Linked DNA regions of Homo sapiens: region 1 is linked to region 2. A link is a loop called in an ENCODE intact Hi-C map of the cell type or tissue named here. Cell type or tissue: dorsolateral prefrontal cortex. All regions are shown on one strand.

What was found. Peaks named below come from ENCODE experiments on the same cell type or tissue, not always from the same donor. Only the 100,000 strongest peaks of a DNase experiment are listed, where the experiment ranks them.
Region 1: a loop joins it to region 2, with 4 times the contacts of the local background. A loop is called at or near these places in 3 of 110 quality-filtered maps.

Annotation. Positions count from the first base shown.
Region 1 is chr7:124,380,622-124,388,621 of GRCh38, forward strand. It overlaps LOC102724577 (a long non-coding RNA gene), which reads left to right and starts at 4,977. Exons shown (of 4, transcript XR_927926.3): 1 at 4,977-5,028; 2 at 7,793-7,906. In dorsolateral prefrontal cortex, no CTCF peak of the experiment used is centred here; no DNase peak of the experiment used is centred here; H3K4me3 peaks cover 391 bases; H3K27ac peaks cover 582 bases.
Region 2 is chr7:124,167,315-124,175,314 of GRCh38, forward strand. No RefSeq gene overlaps it. Among named protein-coding and RNA genes, the nearest start is that of TMEM229A, 140 kb to the left of the region's middle. In dorsolateral prefrontal cortex, a CTCF peak has its summit at 3,949 (motif pointing right); a DNase peak (open chromatin) is centred at 3,947.

The sequences.
Region 1 (8,000 bases), 210 kb after region 2:
GTTTTCTTCCTCCAAGCTCTGGCTCCTGGACTGCATCTCTGGATGAACCTGGGATTGAAGGGAACTTGAAGCCTGCAGGGAAGGACACAAGGCTGGCTGGCTTCACCACCTGCTGATTGTAGAGCCCCAGAGCCTTGAGTGAACATAGAGGGTAGCCAGGTAGTGGTTACAACAGGGCATGGGGGACATCCAGTGCTGTGCTGGCTTCAGGTTTGACACAGTGTAGTCATAGTGGTAGTGGCCACAAGGGAGCTTGTGTCACCCCTTCCCCACCTTCAGGCAGCTCAACACAGGGACAGAGACTCCATTTGGGGGTGAAAGTAAGGGAAGAGAACAAGAGTCTCTGACTGGTAATCCAGATAGTTCTTCCATATCTTATCTAAGACCACCATGGGCAATACTTCTATGAGTCTGCAAGAGCCACAGTGTAACTGGACTTGGGGTGTCCACTAGTGTGGATATGGCTGCAGTGACCAAAAACTTAGATCACAACACTCAAGTCCTTCAAATACCGGGAAATTCTTCCTGATAAAGATGTGTACAAACAAGCCCAGTGTGCAAAGACTACAATAAATACTTAACTTCTCAATGCCCAGCCACCAATGAACATTTGCAAACATCAAGACCATCCAGGAAAACAAGACCTGACCAAAAAAACTGAATAAAACACCAGTGACTAGTCCAGGAGAGACAGAGATATGTGACTGTTCAGACAAAAAATTCAAAATAGCTATTTTGAGGAAACTTATTCAAATTCAAGATAACACAGTTAGAAAGAAATCAGAATCCTATTGGAAAAGTTTAACAAGAGATTGAAATAATTGAAAAAAATCAAACAGAAATTATGGAGTTGAAAAGTGCAACTGACTTAATAAAGAATAATACATCAGAGTCTCAACATCAGAACTGATGAAGCAGAGGAAAGAATCAGTGAGCCTGAAGACAGGATATTTGAAAATATATAGTCAGAGGAGACAAAATAAAAAAATAATAAAGGATGCCTATAAGATATAGAAAACAGCCTCAAAAGGACAAATCTAAAAGGTATTTGCCTTAAAGAGGAGATAGAGAGACAGATGGGAGAGAAAGTTTATTCAAAGAGATAATAACAGAGAAATGTACAAACCTAAAGAAGGATATTAATATTTAAGTACAAGAAGGTTATAGAACACCAAGTGGATTTAATCCAGATAAGACTACCTCAAGACATTAAATGATCTCTCAAAATTCAAGGACAAAGAAAGAATCCTAAAAGCAGCAAGAGAAAATAAATAAATTACACCAAATGGAGCTCCAATATGTCTGACGGTAGACTTCTCAGCAGTAACCTTACAGGTCAGGAGAGAATGGCATGACATATTTAAAGTGCTGAAGGAAAAAAAAAGAAAAACGTTTACCCTAGAATAGCATATCCAGCAAAAATATCCTTCAAACATAAAGAAAAAAATAAATATTTTTCTAGACAAACAAAAGCTGACGGATTTTATCAACACCAGAACTGTCCTACAAGAAATGCTAAAGGGACCACTTCAATCTGAAAGCAAAGGATGTTAATAAGCGGCTAGAACTCATCAGAAAGTACAGTACTCACTGGTAAGAGCAAGTACACAGAAAAACACAGAATATGATAACACCATAATTGTGGTTTGTGAACTACTCATATATTTTGAGTAGGAAGACTGAAAGGTGAACTGATAAAAATAATGACTACAACAAATTTTTGAGATATAGAGAGTATAATAAAGTATAAATAGAAAAAAGTTAAAAAGCAGGGGAACGATTTTAAAACATAAAATTTTTATTAGTTTTCTCTTTGTTTGTTTGTTTATGCAATCAATGCTAAATTATCATCAGCTTAAAATAATGGGTTATAAGATATTGTTTGCAAGCCTCATGGCAATCTGAAATCAAAATAACTTATGACAGATACAGAGAAAATAAAAAGCAAGAAATGAAAACATACCACAAGAGAAAATCACCTTCTCTGAAAGGAAGATAGGAAGGAAGAAAAGAAAGAAGACAACAAAGCAACCAGAAAACAAATTACAAAATGGTAGGAGTAAGTCCTTACGTATCAGCAATAACATTGAATGTAAATGAACTGAACACTCCAGTGAAAAGACAGAGTGACTGAATTGCTAAAATTACAAGACCCAGTGATCTGTTGCCTGCAAGAAAAACACTTCACCTATGAAGACAGACATAGATGCAGGAATAGCTATATTTATATCAGCCAAAATAGATTTCAAAATGAAAACTATAAAAAGAGACAAAGATGGCCATTATGTAATGATAAAGGGGTCAATTCAGCAAGAGGATATGACAACTGTAAATATATATGCACCCCACACTAAAGCCCCTAGATACATAAGCAAATATTACTAGGACTAAAGAGACAGACTCCAATAATAGCTGGAGATTTCAACACTCCACTTTCAGCATTGGGCAGATCATCCAGACAGAAAATCAACCAAAAAAAATTGGACTTAATCTGGCCCATAGACTAAATGGACCTAACAGATATTTACAGAACATTTCATTCAACAGCTGCAGAATGCACATTCTTCTCCTAAGCACATAGATCGTTCTCAATAATAGACCATATATTATGCCACAAAACATGTCTGAAAAAGCTCAAAATAAATTATATTAAATATGTTCTCTAACTACAGTAAAATAAAAGTAGAAATCAATAACAAGAGGAATTTTGGAAATGATACAAACACATGGAAATTATAAATATGCTCCTGAATGACTGATGAGTCAATGAAGAGAAAAAGGGAGAAATTAAAAAATTTTGTGGAACAAAACAATGGACAGAACATACCACAACCAATGTAATACAGCAGAAGCAGTTATTAATAGGAAAAATTATAGGTATAAGAACCTACATTTAAAAAGTAGAAAAAGTTGTACTAAAAATAAACAACCTAATGATGCATCTTAAAGAACTAGAAAAGCAAGAGCAAATAAATCAACCCAAAGTTAGTAGAAAAAAAGAAATAATAAAGATCAGAGTAGAAATAAATAAAATTGAAATGAAGAGAACAATACAAAAGATTAATGACATGAAAAGTTTGTTTTCTGAAAACATCAACAAAATTGACATTTAGCCAGACTTAACTAAGAAAAAAAAAAAGAAGACCCAAGTAAATGAAACGAGAGATGAAAAAAGAGACATTACAACAAATACTGCAGAAATCCAAAGGATCATTAGAGGCTACTATGAACAACTACATGCCAAGAAATTGGAAAATCTAGAGGAAATGGATAAATTCTCAGACATATACAACCTACAAACATTGAACCATGAATAATTTCAAAACTTGAATAGACCAATAGCAAGTAATGAGATCAAATAAAAAGTCTTCCAGCAAAGAAAAGCTCAGGACCTGATGGCTTCACTGCTGAATTTCATCAAAAATTTAAAAAACTAATATCGATCCTACTGAAACTGTTCTGAAAAACAGGGAAGGAAGGAATACTTCCAAACTCATTCTATGAGGCCAGTATTACCCAGATACTAAAATGAGACAGACACATCAAAAATACAAAAAAAAAGGCCACTATATTTGATGAACATTGATGCAAAAATACTCAGAAAAATACTAGCAAACCAAATTCAACAATAAAAAGATCATTCATCATAACCAAGTGGGATTTGCTCCTGAAATGCAAGCATGATTCAACATACACAAATAGTGAAGGTGATACATCATTATCCACAGAATGAAGGCAACAAAATGCTTGAAAAAGTATTTTTATTGTGAAGGGATGTTGATGAAATTCAACATCCTCTTCTTGTGCCAGCTTTTAAGGGGAATGCTTCCAGCTTTTGCCCATTCAGCATGGTACTGGTACAAGAACAGACACATAGAACAATGGAATAGAATAAAGGACCCAGAAATGAGGCCACACACCTACAACCATCTGATCTTCAACAAACCTGACAAAAACAAGCAATGAGGAAATGATTCCTTATTCAATAAATGGTGCTGTGATAACTGGCTAGTCATATGCAGAAGATTGAAAGTGGACCGCTTCCTTACACTATATACAAAAATCAACTCAAGATGGATTAAAGACTTAAATGTAAAACCCAAAACTGTAAAGACCCTGGAAGACAACCTAGGCAATACCATTCAGGACATAGGCACAAGCAAAGATTTCATGACAAAGATGCCAAAAGAAATTGCAGTAGTAGAAATATTTGCCCACTCCAGTGTCCTGGAGAATTTTCTCAATGTTTTCTTGTAGTAATTTTATAGTTTGAGGTCTTAGATTTAGGTCTTTAATCCATTTTGATTTGATTTTTGTGTATGGTGAGAGATCGTGGTCTAGTCTCATTCTTCTGCATATAAATATCCAGCTTTCCCAGCATCATTTATTGAACAGACTATCTTTTAGCTAATGATGTTCTTGACATCTTAGTTGAGAAGACTACTATAAGGTCTAACTTTGGCTTTACTTGCAAACATATATAAACATATTGATACTAATAGAAGCAGTTTGAGATGTTTCCAGAAAAAAAATTTAACCGCCAAGTTTAGTATGTTTAAACCTAGTTTTCAAAATTGGTTCTGTTCTTTCAAGAAGTACTTCTATGTTAGAAATAATTATCCTTAAATTCTAGAAAAGCTGATCATCAAAATTGTGTCGCTGTTAAGATAGAATTTATTCTAACATTTCTAGCAGAAAGAAAAATTAACTCATTTTTAGATGCAATGCCTTTGTTTTATAATACTAAATAATTATGATATGCTTTGACTGCGTCTCACCCAAATCTCAACTATAGTTGTATCTCCCAGAATTCCCACATGTTGTGGGAGGGACCCGGGGGAGGTAATTGAATCATGGGGGCCAGTCTTTCCTGTGCTATTCTCGTTATAGTGAATAAGTCTTACGAGATCTGATCGGTTTATCAGGGGTTTCTGCTTTTGCTTCTTCCTCATTTTCCCTTGCTGTCGCCATGTAAGAATTGCCTTTCACCTCCTGCCATGATTCTGAGGCCCCCAGCCATGTGGAACTGTAAGTCCAATTAAACTTTTTGTTCCCAGTTTCAGGTATGTTTTTATCAGCAGCGTGAAAACAAACTGATACAAATTATTAATAAGCATGTGTGTTTTAAATAGTAAATAATAAAAAATAATTCTTTAGTGATTTAGTAGATTTTCTAATTAAGAACAATTTAAAAACACATTAGTATATGTAAAGTAACATGGAATGTAAATGCTGAATTAAGTGAGACATCAGAATGGGGCAAAATTAATTGGGAAGGCATTTTTATGTGGCGATTTAAAAATTATGTTGAAAACTATAGAATGCCAGAAAAGATAGGATTGTATTTGACGAAGAGCTCATGGAACATGAAAAGACATAAGGTAGAAAAGAGTTAATGAGGTTATCCAAGTTAGAAAGTGAAGCAATGTTTCAATTACTAAGGTCTAAAGAGTAGGTAGAATTCAATTATTTCTCCTTTGTATAAAGTTGATTTTTCCTTTACTTTGATGTTTTTCATTTATTTTAATAAGACATACTAAAAAAGCAGGGTCTTGATCATACTAACTAGACCTTTTGAGTGATTTAACTGCTTAACTGTGGGCATTGCTTCCATTCTTGACTTTTTCACTCTAGTTTCCTATTTTATAGAAATATTTGAACATAGGATTTTTAGCAAGTATTATCTGATTATTAAATGACAAATTCAGAACATTATTCTATACCACAGCAAAAAGCTATGTTTCCTCCCAGAAACACCAATGATTCAATTTGTCGTCTTGGACAACTTACAAACACCTAAACAGCTCACCTGCTGAAATTCTTACCTTGGACTTTGTGTAGTCAACATTTGTGTTTCCATTAATTTACATTTTTTATGTCCAATTATTCACTCTCCATACTTATTCAAATTCCCAAGCAACATAGATGTTTGGTTACACTCAATACATATATATGTATTTATGTTATGTATATGTGTATACATGTATATGTATTTACGTACATGCATGAGTGTATACATGTGTAAGATACATGTCATGCGCACATATACACATACTATATACACATGTATGAGTGTATACATGTGTATGATACATGCCATGCACACATATACACATACTATATACATGTGTACACATGTATATATATAGTGAATATGATTTAAATTTAGTAAGAAAAATAACTACATCTATACATTAGTTTAATAGAGCATCTACTACTGGAATTGTAAAATTTCTTTTAAAATATTTCAGTTGATTGCTAGTTTTTAATAATATAAACTGAAGGAATATAAAGGAAGGGGCCACATCAAAACACCACTTATGCGTCATTTCAAATCAGTTATATCACTCAAGTTTTCTAAAATTATAAGTAAAATTAAAAAGAGTGGAAAATACATCAGATGTAAAAGAATGTTTTCAGTTCAAGGACAAAATTAATTATCTAAATTATCCCAGCAGGTTTGGTGGTCTTCTTTGTATGAGCCACCTGCTTTTCCCTTTCTTGTCGCCCTGGCTTTTTACAATCGTGCCCGTAACCCTGTCATTGACCATGTTATCGTTTAAGAGCTTTGTGATTTTAGAAGGATGTGTGTGGGTCATGTTTAAGCCATTGTCAGTTGCTATTATAATTACAGTGATTGTTATCTAGTGAAAGCTTTGCTGGCAGAATTCCACCAGAAGGCTAAAACTTGCATCCAAGTTTTCATTAAGCTATTGGGGTTTGTCATTCTATTTAAAATGAGATTTAATTCTGTTTTTATTAAAGTGTAAGCATTATTGAATTCCATAACTATCAAAAAGGGCTTTCAAATTTATTTAAAAATCAGTTAACTAATTAAAGACCGTCACAAACCAGGACATTAAATCACATATGATGCATATTTGTGATATCAGTTCTTAAAACAGGTATATACATAAAATACAGTATTATTTTTCTGAACCAAATTTTTTTATGAAACAGAAAATTTCTGAAACCATAGACTATTTGGTTTAAAAAAAATCATGTTATATAACCCAGCAATTGAACTCCTTTGTATTTACCCAAAGGAGTTGAAAACTTACATCCACACAGAGGGATCCACTGCACAGGGAGGTTTATAGCCTTGGGAAGCAGTGGTTGCCAGGGTATGGGAGGAGGAAGCGATAAATAGATGAAACACAGTGGAGTTCCAGGGCAAGGAAACTGTTTTATAAGATACTGTATTGCTGGATACATGTCATTATACATTTGCCCAAACCCATGAACGGTACAAGATCAATAGTCAGCCCTATGTAAACTATGGACTTCAGGTGATTATGAAATATCAGTGTAGGTTTGTTGATTGTAACAAATATACCACTCTTTTTTTTTTTTTTTTTTGAGATGGAGTCTCCTACATACCACTCTTAATGGGGGTTGTTGTTAAGAGGGGAGGCTGCGCATATGTGGGGTAGGCAATATGTGGGAAATCTCTATGTCTTCCTCTTAATTTTGCTGTGAACCTAAAACTTCTCTTAAAACTAATGTCTTTTAATAAAAAAACATGTTTTACTTTGTGATCAGTAAAAATTATGCCCAAGATTATACTTAGATACATAACTAGTTACAAATCATTACAATAATTCCCCTGAGAAAGTTTACTTTTGTTCACTATTGTTTACATACAAGAAAAAGTTAATGGTTTTATAAGGAAGATATTTAGTAATCAGAATTGAATATGTGTATACTACATTTGATCAGAAAATACCTAAAATTATTACCTGGGAATATTGGTTAATTCATTCTATTGTGTATGCACCCATGTGTGATGAAGGGAGAAGGGAGATGAAATAATACCAGCATCCTGAACCTGAATGTCCAGCTTCGCCTTGTTCTTTGTGGATTATAAGACCATTGATTAAATAAATCCTTTCATCAAAATTATCTTGTAAGTAGAAGTTCAACAAATAACTTGCTTCACATGTGAAGACACAAAAGTACACAAATCAAAACCAAAAAACCTAAGGCTACCTGATGGCAAG
Region 2 (8,000 bases):
AAGACATACAAGCAGCTAACAAACATGTAAAAAGATGCTCAACATCTGGAATCAGCAGAGAAATGCAAATCAAAACTGCAATGAAATGTTTATCTTACTCTAGTCAAAATGGCATTATCAAAAAATCAAACAATAACAGATGTTGGTGAGGATGCAGAGAAAAGGGGTCATTTATACACTTGTGGGAATGTTAAGGAGTTCAACCCTTATGGGAAACAGTATGGAGATTTTGCAAAGAACTGAAAACAGAACTACCATTTGACCCAGAAATCCCACAACTGGGTATCTTCCCAAGGAAAATAAATCATGTTATCAAAAAGACACTTGCACTTGTATGTTTGTTGCAGTACTATTCATAATGGCGAAGTCATGGAATCAATCTAAGTGACCGACAACAGTGGATTAGATTTAAAAAATGTGGCACATATACACCGTAGAATACTACACAGCCATATAAAGAATGAAATTTTGCAGCAGCGTGGACATAGTTGGAGGCCACTGTGCTAAGTGAATTAACATTTAAACAGAAAATCAAATACTACACCATCTCACCTATAAGAGAGAGCCAAGCAATAAGTACACAGGGTTATACATATGAAAATGATAGATACAGGGAACTCCAAAATTGGGGAGAGAAGCCTGGGGGAAAGGGCTGAAAAACTACCTATTGGGTACAATGTTAAATATTTGGGTGATAGGTTCACTAGAAGCCAAAAACGCAGCATTATACAGTACACCCATGCCACAAACCTGCACAGCTATCCCCTGAATGTAAAAACAAAGAGAAAACTAAGTAAGCAAAGCATAAAAATGGGACCAATAATATCTTCTTTTTATTAGTTTTGATTGTTCTAAAGGTAAGAAGGGATGGCACATAAAGTGCCTATCAAATATTGCTCGGTTCATGATAAGAATAGTAATAATGGTAGTCACAAAAAGAGTCATAACTTCAACAACAATGATGATGATGACAACTAGAACAATTAAGATATTTATTATAGCTTTGAGAAGATTTTAGAATTTTATGAAGTCATTTTTCAAGTAGTGTAAGCTTTCTGTTTGGCAAAAGGTTTTGCTTCCTTTATGTTATAATAATGGATCTTTTGCCAGGCATGGTGGCTCACGACTGTATTTCCAGCTACTTGGGAGACTGAAGTGGGAGGATTGCTTGAGTCTGGGAGTTCAAGACCAGACTAGGCAACATAGTGAGACCCATATAAAAAAAAAGATTTTTCAATTCAAAGTTAATGTTACTAAACATATCAAAAATTGTTTAGTCTTATGCTCTGTGTGGACATGGAAAATAAAAGATGAATAGTGAATTTGTTTTCTTTTTAAAAAAGTTGTATAGACATCAAGACACTCCCACCCTTTTTTGAGTAGCTGTATCACTTTTGAGATTCTGCACGTATATTGAGAAGCTCAAAATAAAAAGCCTGGTTTATAGAATTTTTAGTGGTGAGGACCAAGTTAGAGCTGGCTAGAAGGTTCCCTGCCAAGAGAACTGCAGATGAGCGATTCCCTAGATTAGCACTGAAGTGGGAATAGGGGAAGTGTTTCCAACTGCCTAAGATAAAAAAGCTGAAGCTTAAACATTTTTAATGTTCAGAAAGCTGACACAAGATTACCAGTGCTATACAAATTAAATTATTTTCTTATTTTCTTACTCCTGTGCTTGCCCCCAATGTCTACTCCAAAGGACCAGCAGAAATCTTGCAATCTGGGATAGAAGGAGTGAAACTAAAATGGAAAAAGAGTAATCTGATTACTCCCACCCTTCCTGACTCCTACATATCCCATCTAGGATTTTAAACCAAGATTAAAGTTTTTCAATTGTATGGTCATGGGCATTTAAATCATTAAACAAGTCTTTATTTTGTGGTGTGGAATGACTGTATACAGTTTGTTTTGCCTAGCAGGGAAGAGAAAAGTCAGTGCATCTGCCTGAGTTTTCATTTAGAGAGGTAAGAGAAGAATTGGTTCTACTACTAAACATATCTTTATTCTCTTTCCAAATAATACAAGGACTCCAGAAGATTGAATTCCCCAGTGGACAAGTCTTTGTTATGAATATTTTAATTTTATTATATTGCCTGCTCTTTTGTAGTTGGATGGAGTTACATGACTAATTCTGACCAATGGGCTATGATTGGAAGTGGTGACATATGTACTTCTATGTATATTCCCATGTGTTTTCTTTCCCAACCATGACATCTTGAGAGACTATATGTTTCAGTTGTACAGCTGCATGAAGACGGAACTCTATTAGCCTTGGTACCACTGTGACTTTTTGGAGCAGATTCTCTTAGTGACTGTTGTTGGTTATGTAGTTTGAGTGAAAAAAAGACCTCGTTATGTTAAGCCACTGAGCTTTCGGGGTTGATGTATTGCCCTAATATAACTAGCCTGTTCTGAATAACAAATACACAAATATATCATTTTTTTACGCTCTTCATTCTTTCTTGCATCTCAGATTTTCCATTTAGGGTTACTTTCCTTTCCTCTGAAGTACATCTATTATCTCCTTTGATGTATGTTTATTGGTAGTAGAGTAGTTCCCCTTTATTCACAGGGCATGTTCCAAGACCTCCAGTGGATGCCTGAAACCACAAATAGAACTGAGCCCTAGATATGCTATGTTTTTCCCTATACTTGAATATTTATAATAAAGCTTATAAATTAGACACAGTAAAAGATTAACAACAATAATAAAATAGAACAATTATCAGCAATTTACTGTCATAAAAGTTATGTGAATGTGGCCTCTGTCTCTCAAAACGTGTTATTGTACCGTCTGTACCCGCCCTTCTTCTTGTAATGACGTGAGATGAAATGACTATGTGATTGAGATGAATTGATGAAACAGGATGGAAAGAGGTTTCATCACACCACCTAGAATGGCATGCAATTAAAAAATTGTAAATAGTTTGTTTCTGGAATTTTCCATTTAATATTTTCTGACCATGATTCACTGTGGGTGATGGAAGCCGTGGAAAGTGAAACACTGGATAAGAGGACTACTCTACATATTTTGTTGATCTTTACATATGTAAAACCTAGTTGACTAAACTGAGAGTGCTTAAATTCCCACAGTGTTTGTGTTTGCTTTTGCTAGAGCCAGGTGATGTTCCCCGTCTTATGCTACTCCAGCCCCTTCTACCATCACTGATTCAATCCTAAAATTTTAGGTTGTGTGTTTTCAACTAATTAACACTTTTATATCAGCATTTGTTTCAGGGTAACTCCACCTGTTATGTGTTCTCAAAGTTTACCTAGAGTTTACAAAATCTTTCAGCACTGCATCTTTGTCACATTAGTGGGTAAAGTATGAGGTCCCAGCCCTTCTCCCTAACCACTTTATCTTTTTGCTCTGCATATTTGAGGAACATTACACATGACTTCTCTCTGGGCCTCACGGGAGAAAAGAGTGTCTTAAAAATTTATAAAGCTTTTGAAGTTCTAAAACCTTGGAATTGGAAGATTAGAAATTTTTACTACCTTGTGTAATTTTATTTTGATATGTTAAGTTTCTTGATTACTTCCTTCTTGAAAAATTTATAACCTCCTACATGGAGGAGAACTCAGAGATCATTTTGTAAAATAATTTCAATTTAAAGATGAGGAAGTGTGAGCTTGTTGTGTTAATGTGGCTTGCCAAGATCACACAGAGGGAAACACAGGCTTGCTATGTTTTACCTGAGAGAAAGTTAGAGAGACTGATTAAATTTAGGCTTTAGACTATTTATCACTGAGTAGCAGCCTCTTTACCTCAATACTTAGTTGATTAAAATCCAAAAGTTTCCAGTAGCCTTTAAATATCAAGGAATGGACCACTGAGCTAAACAAACGCTGGAAACAAGTTTCAGAGAGTGTTTCCATTTTATATAATTAGTTGTTTCAAAAACTAAGGGAATCAACTTTTAGACTCCCATGCTAGTAGTGACTATGACAGTGTCAGCAGGGGGCAGCCAGCTCCTAAAATTTGGAAACATGCTTCCTTCTTGTCTTTTCTGTTTAAGTTTCCAAATCAGGCTTTATAAAATCAAGTTTCATAAAACACTTTATGAAATAGTGATACTGCTTGGTTAAATATAAGAAGAACATTCTGCTTTAACTTCAGCTATTCCAAGGCCAACTGGTACACTGAAAGTCAATTCTGACACTAACCACCCAGAGATAGTGTCAAACCAGACAAATTTAAGGCCAGGGTCCCCAACAAGACCACCCCCACTTTAGATGCCAGACACAAGTTAAGGGGGTTCTCAGGTTACCTACACTTCTGATTAACTGGGTGTAAAGTTGGGGATTCCAATGACTCCCTTCAGATGTAATAATTCACAGGAATGACTCAGAGAACTCAGGAAAGTGCTGTATTTTTTTATCTTTTTTGTAAAATTATACTTTAAGTTCTAGGGTACATGTGCACAATGTGCATGTTTGTTACATAGGTATACATGTGCCATGTTGGTTTGCTGCACCCATCAACTCATCATTTATATTAGGTATTTCTCCTAATGCTAATCCTTCCCCCAGCCCCCACCCCCCAACAGGCCCTGGTGTGTGAGTGATGTTCCCCTCCTTTTGTCCCTGTGTTCTCATTGTTCAACTCCCACTTACGAGCGAGAACGTGCAGTGTTTGGTTTTCTCTTCTTGTGTTACTCTGCTGAGAATAATGGTTTCCAGTTTCATCCATGTCCCTGCAAAGGACATGAACTCATCCCTTTTCATGGCTGCATAGTATTCCATGGTGTATACATGACACATTTTCTTTATCCAGTCTATAATTGATGGGCATTTGGATTGGTTCCAAGACTTTGCTATTGTGAACAGTACTGCATTAAACATACATGTGCCTGTGTCTTTATAGTAGAATTATTTATAATCCTTTGGGTATATACCCAGTAATAGGATTGCTGGGTCAAATAGTATTTCTAGTTCTAGATCCTTGAGGAATCGCCACACTGTCTTCCACAATGGTTGAACTAATTTACACTCCCAGCAACAGTGTGAAAGTGTTCCTATTTCTCTACATCCTCTCCAGCATCTGTTGTTTCCTTACTTTTTAATGATTGCCATTCTAACTGGCATGAGATGATATCTCATTGTGGTTTTGATTTGCATTTCTCTTATGACCAGTGATGATGAGCATTTTTTCATATGACTGTTGGCTGCATAAATGTCTTGTTTTGAGAGGTGTCTGTTCATATACTTTGCCCACTTTTTGATGGGGTTTTTTGGGTTTTTTTTCTTGTAAATTTGTTTAAATTCTTTGTAGATCTGGATATTAGCCCTTTGTCAGATGGATAGATTGCAAAAATTTTCTCCAAATCTGCAGGTTGCCTGTTGACTCTGCTGATAGTTTCTTTTGCTGTGCAGAAGCTCTCTAGTTTAATTGGATCTCATTTGTCTATTTTGGCTTTTGTTGCCATTGCTTTTGGTGTTTTAGTTATGAAGTCTTTGCCCATGCCTACGTCCTGAATGGTATTACCTAGGTTTTCTTCTAGGGTTTTTATGGTTTTAGGTCTTATATTTAAGTCTTTAATCCATCTTGAGTTAATTTTTGTATAAGGTGTAAGGAAGGGATCCAGTTTCAGCTTTCTGCATGTGGCTAGTCAGTTTTCACAGCACCATTTATTAAACAGGGAATCCTTTGCTCATTGCTTGTTTTTGACAGGTTTGTCAAAGACTAAATGGTTGTAGATGTGTGGTGTTATTTCTGAGGCCTCTGTTCTGTTCCATTGGTCTATATATCTGTTTTGGTACCAGTACCATGCTGTTTTGGTTACTGTAGCCTTGTAGTATAGTTTGAAGTCTGGTAGTGTGATGCCTCCAGCTTTGTTCTTTTGGCTTAGGATTGTCTTGGCAATGTGGGCTCTTTTTTGGTTCCATATGAAATTTAAAGTAGTTTTTTCCATTTCTGTGAAGAAAGTCAGTGGTAGCTTGATGGGGATAGCATTGAATCTATAAATTACTTTGGGCAGTATGGCCATTTTCATGATATTGATTCTTTCCATCCATGAGCATGGAATGTTTTTCCATTTGTTTGTATCCTCTTTTATTTCCTTGGGCAGTTGTTTGTTGTTCTCCTTGAAGAGGTCATTCACATCCCTTGTAAGCTGTATTCCTAGGTATTTTATTCTCTTTGTAGCAATTGTGAATGGGAGTTCACTCCTGATTTGGCTTTCTGTTTGTCCGTTATTGGTGTATAAGAATGCTTGTGATTTTTGCACATTGATTTTGTATCCTGAGACTTTGCTGAAGTTGCTTACCAGTTAAGGAGATTCAGGGCTGAGATGATGGGGTTTTCTAAATATACAATCATGTCATCTGCTAACAGAGACAATTTGACTTCCTCTTTTCTTAATTGAATACCCTTTATTTCTTTCTCTTGCCTGATTGCCCTGGCCAGAACTTCCAATACTATGTTGAATAGGAGTGGTGAGAGAGGGTGTCCTTGTCTCGTCCCAGTTTTCAAAGGGAATGCTTCCAGTTTTTGCCCATTCAGTATGATATTGGCTGTGGGTTTGTCATAAATAGCTCTTGTTATTATGAGATACATTCCATCAATAACTAGTTTATTGAGAGTTTTTAGCATGAAGGGCTGTTGAATTTTGTCAAAGGTCTTTTCTGCATCTATTGAGATAATCATGTGGTTTTTGTCATTGGTTCCGTTTATGTGATGGATTACGTTTATTGATTTGTGTATGTTGAACCAGCCTTGCATCCCAGGGATGAAGCCAACTTGATTGTGGTGGAAAAGCTTTCTGATGTCCTGCTGGATTCGGTTTGCCAGTATTTTATTGAGGATTTTCACGTCGATGTTCATCAGGGATACTGGCCTAAAATTTTCTTTTTTTTTGTTGTGTCTCTGCCAGGTTTTGGTATCAGAATGATGCTGGCCTCGTAAAATGAGTTAGGGAGGATTCCCTCTTTTTCTATTGATTGGAATAGTTTCAGAAGGAATGGTACCAGCTCCTCTTTGTACCTCTGGTAGAATTTGGCCGGATCCTGGAATTTTTTTTGGTTGGTAGGCTATTAATTATTGCCTCAATTTCAGAACCTGTTATTGGTTGATTCAGAGATTCAGCTTATTTCTGGTTTAGTCTTGGGAGGGTATATGTGTCCAGGAATGTATCCATATCTTCTAGATTTTCTAGCTTATTTGTGTAGAGATATTTATAGTATTCTGTGATGGTAGTTTGTATTTCTGTGAGATCGGTGGTAATATCCTCTTTATCATTTTTTATTGCATTTATTTGATTCTTCTGTGTTTTCTTCTTTATTAGTCTTGCTAGCAGTCTATCAATTTTGTTGAACTTTTCCAAAAACCAGCTCCTGGATTCATTTATTTTTTGAAGGGTTTTTTGTGTCTCTATCTCCTTCATTTCTGCTCTGATCTTTGTTATTTCTTGTAGTCTGCTATCTTTTGAATTTGTTTGGAAAGTGCTATATTTATGATTACAGTTTTATTACAAAGGATGCAAATCAGGAAAACCAACCCAATGAAGAGATGTATGGGATGAGGTCTGGGAGAAAATGCAGATCTCTTTTCTCTCTTCATGGAATAAGGGCATGTCACCATCCTGGCACATGAATGCTCTCTGGCACGGAAAGTTCCACTGAGCTTTGATGTTCAGAAATTTTATTGGGGTTTCATTGCATAGCTATGATAGATTGAATTATTGGTCACATGTTCGAACTCAATCTCCAGCCCTCCTACCCTCTCCAGAAGTTGGGCTGATATCACATAGTTCATAGTTCTAACCCTCTAATTACATGATTAGGTTTTCCAACATGAGCTGTCCCTGTTAAGAAGCTATCTAGGGGCTGACCATGTGGTGCCTCCTTGGCATAACAAAGATACTGATAAAACTCTGAAAATTTCAAGGATTTAGAGATTTCCTCCTAGGAATCAAGAACACAGTTCAGTAAAATTCCTTATTTTACAAAAGAATCACACAAACATACATATACTCATCTTTGCCAAAGAACATTACTGC